Regions from separate parts of the Homo sapiens genome. Here region 1 is linked to region 2. A link is an interaction called in ENCODE POLR2A ChIA-PET data of the cell type or tissue named here. Cell type or tissue: CD4-positive, alpha-beta T cell. All regions are shown on one strand. Each heading gives the region's core, and the rest is flanking DNA. Links, peaks and the distances in the headings are about the cores only. Region 1 overlaps GPBP1 (GC-rich promoter binding protein 1). Region 2 overlaps MAP3K1 (mitogen-activated protein kinase kinase kinase 1).

Evidence for each region. ChIA-PET counts read pairs that join two places held together with the same protein. Peaks named below come from ENCODE experiments on the same cell type or tissue, not always from the same donor. Only the 100,000 strongest peaks of a DNase experiment are listed, where the experiment ranks them.
Region 1: POLR2A ChIA-PET joins it to region 2 with 5 read pairs; 7 of 35 experiments call an interaction of 5 or more read pairs at or near these places.

The regions. Positions count from the first base shown.
Region 1 is chr5:57,218,050-57,220,973 of GRCh38, forward strand. The region is part of intron 3 of GPBP1 (GC-rich promoter binding protein 1); the gene reads left to right. Among named protein-coding and RNA genes, the nearest start is that of GPBP1, 45 kb to the left of the region's middle. In CD4-positive, alpha-beta T cell, for the core only: no CTCF peak of the experiment used is centred there; a DNase peak (open chromatin) is centred at 1,562; H3K27ac peaks cover 359 bases.
Region 2 is chr5:56,895,359-56,898,282 of GRCh38, forward strand. It overlaps MAP3K1 (mitogen-activated protein kinase kinase kinase 1), which reads left to right. Exons shown (of 20, transcript NM_005921.2): 20 at 1-794. It overlaps LOC105378980 (a long non-coding RNA gene), which reads right to left. Exons shown (of 3, transcript XR_948347.4): 2 at 2,892-2,924; 3 at 1,079-1,222. Among named protein-coding and RNA genes, the nearest start is that of SETD9, 13 kb to the right of the region's middle. In CD4-positive, alpha-beta T cell, for the core only: no CTCF peak of the experiment used is centred there; no DNase peak of the experiment used is centred there.

The DNA of each region.
Region 1 (2,924 bases), core at 91-2,590, 320 kb after region 2:
AGACCTGTGTAAAAGAAAAAAAAACAAAAAAACCCCACTTTTTTTCCTCTCTACTCTCAACACAGAACACTTCTATAACCACATAATTTGGATTCTCCCCCTCAAAGCAGTTCTCCAGCAGACACTACCTGGGTATCCTATAATTCATTTCAGTTCTGACACTGTCTGCTTGGGATAGGGTCAGATCCCACAGGTTAAATGTTCAGTCCCACAAGACTGCTTTCACTTCAGATGCCAATAGCCAGTCCCAGTCACCAGTACTCCTCACTGGTTACAAACCAGGATTTCTGCAACCACCCCCATTGGGTCTGAACAATTTGTTGGGATGGCTCAAAGAATTCAGGGAAACACATTTGCTGATTTTATTATAAAGGATACAGGTGAATAGATTGATAATGGTGAGGTATTAGGTGAGGGGAGGTGGTGTGGTGTGTGGAGCTTCCATGCCCTGTCTGGGTGTACTACCCTCCCAGCACTTTCATGTGTTCAGCAATTGGTCTATGGGTGGTGGGGCTGAAAGTTCATACCCTCTAATCACTTGATTTTTCCTGTTACTGGCCCTGTGCTGAGACTGTTGGGGGCCCCAGTCTAAGTGACTATTAACATAAACTTGAGTTATCACAGGGACTTGATAACTTGATTTCACCTCAAGTGATCCGCCTGCCTCTACCTCCCAGTGTGCTGGGATAACAGGCGTGAGCCACCACGCTCGAGCCAGAATCAATTTTATAATTTGGCATTTTGTTCTCCCATAAGGACTTACCAGGTCCTAATAAATTTTGGCCATATGTGTTGAAAAAGATACACTTAAGTTATAAAATTCTCCTATAGAATATAATTTTAGGGTTTGAAGATGGATCTTAGTGATCATCTAAACCTTATACAGATTTTGGAAGGTTAACTGAATTGTTTTCACATAGCTGATTAGTGTGAGCCTAGATTAGAATCCAGGATGTATCTCCTATTCTGTGATCTTTCCATAGGACTCATTTTGGAATTCTGTAAAATGAGTAAAAATTCATAGACTGTAAAAAAGGGATTTGAGGCCGGGCGTGGTGACTCACGTCTGTAATCCCAGCACTTTAGGAGGCCAAGGCTGGTGGATCACCTGAGGTCAGGAGTTCAAGACCAGCCTGGCCAACATGGTGAAACCCCGTTTCTACTAAAAATACAAAAATTAGCCGGGTATGGTGGCACATGCCTGTGGTCCCAGCTACTCGGGAGGCTGAGGCAGGAGAATTGCTTGAACCCGGGAGGCAGAGGTTGCAGTGAGCCCAGATCCCGCCACTGAACTCCAGCCTGGGTGACAGAGCGAGACTCTGTCTCAAAAAAAAAAAAAAAAAAAAAAAAAAAACCAAAAACAAACAAACAAAAAAAAAAACAACAAAACCACACACACAAAAAACAAATAATTAAAATTTAAAAAAAAAGGTACTTGAAATTGTTGGGGAATGGAGACCTCTGTTGATTAAGCCACTGAAATCAATTCTTGTTATTGACTTTTGCCACCTTCTCATTCGTGTGTGGGTCCCTGGAATTCCCCTGTACCGAGCTGCTCTTGTTTGTCTTTTAAGTCAGCATTTTCCCCAGTCCTGCCTGGATGCATATGGGTTTCCTGCTTTCCTCTTTTGTCATTTTCTCTGAAATAAATGTAAGACTTCTTGTAATTTTTAAGTGATTTCATAGCTAACATAAAGCACAGTAATAAAAATTAGCATCTGGGCCGGGTGCGGTGGCTCATGCCTGTAATCCCAGCACTTTGGGAGGCCGAAGCAGGGGGATCACCTGAGGTTGGGAGTTCGAGACCAGCTGGACCAACGTGGAAAAACCCTGTCTCTACTAAAAGTACAAAACTAGCTGGGCTTGGTGGCGCGTGCCTGTAATCCTAGCTACTCGGGAGGCTGAGCAGGAGAATCGCTTGAACCTGGGAGGCAGAGGTTGTAGTGAGCTGAGATCGTGTCATTGCACTTCAGCCTGGGCAACAAGAGTGAGACCCTGTCTCAAAAAAAAAAAAAAAATCTGGAAAGATACACAAAACATTAAAAAAAGCTTGTAAATACTTGTCTTCATTTAAATGTTAACTTGAAGTTAAGATTGGTAATTTAAAAAATTAAAAAAAAAATAGAGACAGGGTCTCACTATCTTGCCCAGGCTGGTCTTGAACTACTGAGCTCAGGAGATGCTTCTGCCTTGGCCTCCCAAAGTGTGATTACAGATGTGAGCCATTGAGCCTGGCTGATAATTGTTAACGTGCGTTGAAATTCTCAATGCTTTTTGGACCTGACTCTTGATTAATTTATATAGGCCCTCATAATGATGATGATTTTACTCTTAGAATTTGGAACACCAGTTCTAAATTCTGAATTCTTCTAATTAAAAATTAGCTTTAGAAAATAGTTGACAATTTAAACTTTTTTTTTTTTTTTTTGAGATGGAGTCTCGCTCTGTCGCCCAAGCTGGAATGCAGTGGTGTGATCTCTGCTCACTGTAACCTCTGCCCCCCAGGTTCAAACGATTCTCCTGCCTCAGCCTCCTGAGTAGTTGGGATTACAGGTTCCTGCTATCACACCCAGCTGATTTTTGTATTTTTAGTAGAGATGGGGTTTCATCATATTGTCCAGGCTGGTCTTGAACTCCTGACCTCAGGTGATCAACCTGACTCGGCCTCTCATAGTGCTAGGATTACAGGCACGAGCCACTGCACCCCGCCCAATTTGAACTCTTAACTAGCAGTATTTGAGATTTGTTTCTTTGCCCAAAGTGGTTTTGACAAACACAATACTTTCTAGTGATACTTTTATTGTACCTTTTCTGTCTTATTCTTTCTCAGAATCATCATTTATGAATTCTATTTGTAATTAACCTCTTGTTTTCTGCCATAGACTTTTGTTTACCCACATCGTTTCTCTTTTTAATATTGTTCT
Region 2 (2,924 bases), core at 113-2,612:
TTATTTTGTTTTTTTTTTTTTTTGACTACTTAGAATTTTCACAATTCTAATAAGATTGTTTCCAAGTCTCTCATGTGCAAGCTTTAAAGGATGCACTCTTGCCATTTTATGTACTGGAAGATCATTGGTCAGATGAATACTGTGTCTGACAAAAATGTAAACTGTATAAACTGAGGAACCTCAGCTAATCAGTATTACTTTGTAGATCACCATGCCCACCACATTTCAAACTCAAACTATCTGTAGATTTCAAAATCCATTGTGTTTGAGTTTGTTTGCAGTTCCCTCAGCTTGCTGGTAATTGTGGTGTTTTGTTTTTTGTTTTGTTTTCAATGCAAATGTGATGTAATATTCTTATTTTCTTTGGATCAAAGCTGGACTGGAAATTGTATCGTGTAATTATTTTTGTGTTCTTAATGTTATTTGGTACTCAAGTTGTAAATAACGTCTACTACTGTTTATTCCAGTTTCTACTACCTCAGGTGTCCTATAGATTTTTCTTCTACCAAAGTTCACTTTCACAATGAAATTATATTTGCTGTGTGACTATGATTCCTAAGATTTCCAGGGCTTAAGGGCTAACTTCTATTAGCACCTTACTGTGTAAGCAAATGTTACAAAAAAAAAAAAAAAAAATCTCTGGGTTAAGAAAATTTGGCTTAAATGTATCCTTTGTTATTTTAAATATATTGAGATATTTTAATTAAAATTTTTACCCCATTGAACCGATTTTATAGTATTTGTACCTATTTTGGTGTTTTTGTCTTTATAGTAAATAAAAGTTTTTGAACAAATGTTGTTACTTTTATTTATTTTGAAATAATTTCATACTTATATAAAAGTTGCAAGAATACCACAGAGAACTTCTGTATACCCTTCACCCAAAGACCCCAGTCAGGTTTCACCAGCTGCCCATTTATGTCCTTTATAGCAAGAGGATCCAAACCAGGATCACATGTTGCTCTCAGTTGTCATGTTTCTTCAGTCTCATTGAATCCAGGGCCATTCCTTAGTTCTTCCTTGACCTTAATGGCCTTAATTTTTTAAAGATTTCAGATTATTGTTTTATAGAAGCTCTTCAAATTGAGTTTGTCTGGTGCTGCTTCTTGATTAGATTCAGAGTATGCACTTTTGGCAGGAACATCACAGAGGTGATGCTGTGCTCCTCTCGGTGTGTCATGTCAGGAGGCATAGAGGTCGTTTGCCCCATCACTGGTGATAACTGATAGTAACACTGTATAGTTAGTCTTTCCTTTTATAATTAAAATCCACCTTTATAATTGGAAGTATTCTTTGGGGGTGATATTAGAGACTACATAAATATGATGTTTCTTGCCCAGTTTTAACTCTGCTCTTAGCTTTTTTGCCTGAATATATTACTCTGATGGTTGCCAAATGGTGATGTAGTTCCTTCACTTTTTCTTTGCAACATTTTGCTGCAAAGAAGAGCTTTCCCTTCTCCCATTTATTTATCATGTATCATCATATATTTGCTCAACTTGTTGCGGATTTGCCCAGTGGGAATGTCTGAGAGCTAGCTTCTCTATCCTTGGCAAGCCACCATTATTCTTTGAACACTTCCATACTTTCAGCCCCATCTTACGCAATGTCTCCTTTGGCCCTGGAATCAGCCATTTTCCCAAAGAGCCCTGATTCCTTTGATAGAGAATGGTATGTTTAAAACCAACATCTGGGTGCTAGATAGGCTCAATTCTACTGGATGTCACCACTCCTTGGCTGTCTTGGTAGAGCTAGAATGTATTTATGAATATGCACAGTTCGGTGCACACTTGCAAAGTACGCATACATATACCTACCTACATACATAAAAACCATGAGCTCACACCAACCTTCCAACTGCAATCCAACACCAACAGGGTTCATTCAAGCTTTCCCTTTTTCCAAATTTGTAACTTTCTTCTCAGGCAGTGAGAATCATGACTGATTATTCCCAACATATTGACTTACTTGCTTAATTCTTCCTCATGTCCCTCCCCCATGTAACCGATCTCCATGCAAAATGGTTAATGTTGCTGAGTTCAGAAGCCATTTTGTTTCTCTACATTGGTTTCAAGTTTCTGTATAATTTGATTTGTTGTTTTTTTTGTTTTTTTTTTTTTTTTTTTTTTTGAGACAGTCTCACTCTGTTGTCCACGTTGAAGTGCAGTGGCACAATCTCAGCTCACTAAAGGCTCTGCCTCCCAGGTTCAAAGGATGCTCCTGCCTCAGCCTCCCGAGTAGCTGGGATTACAGGTGGACACCACCATGCCTGTCTAATTCTTGTATTTTTAGTAGAGACAAGGTTTCACCATGTTGGCCAGGCTGGTCTCGAATTCCTGACCTCAGGTGAACCACCTGCCTCGGCCTCCCAAAGTATAATTTGATTTTAAATGTAAGTCTTTTAAATAGGTTTTGGGTATTTTTTGCAAAAGGGTACATTTCTGTCACTTAAAAATATTAAGTTGGAGAAAAGTTTTTTTTCCAGATGAAGTAATAGAACCAATTCTATTGCTCCTTAATTCTATTTAAATGATATTAATAATTTTATAAAATGGGTGACAGTCTTCATGTCAGAATCCAGAAAAATGTTGGGGTATTGTGCTCATAGAAATGCCAATGATTGCATTTATGAGCTGATGTAAGTCATTTGTTATAAAACAATGCATGAAATAACTACAGTGAGGGAAAACTGACTAATGGAAACTTATACAAATTGCTGTCTTTCTATGTCATGACGTGGTTTGGCCGTTTTAAATTATACTATAAGCATAAATGCCAGGTTGAGCTGTGATTAAAAAGGAAAGGACGGGCCTCTTAAAGTAGGTAACGACGGATGCAGTGACTACAGGACCTGAGATACAACCTGGGTTAAATCTGGTTCTGCCACTTACCTGCTACGTGACCCCCATTTTGACTTTCTGAAC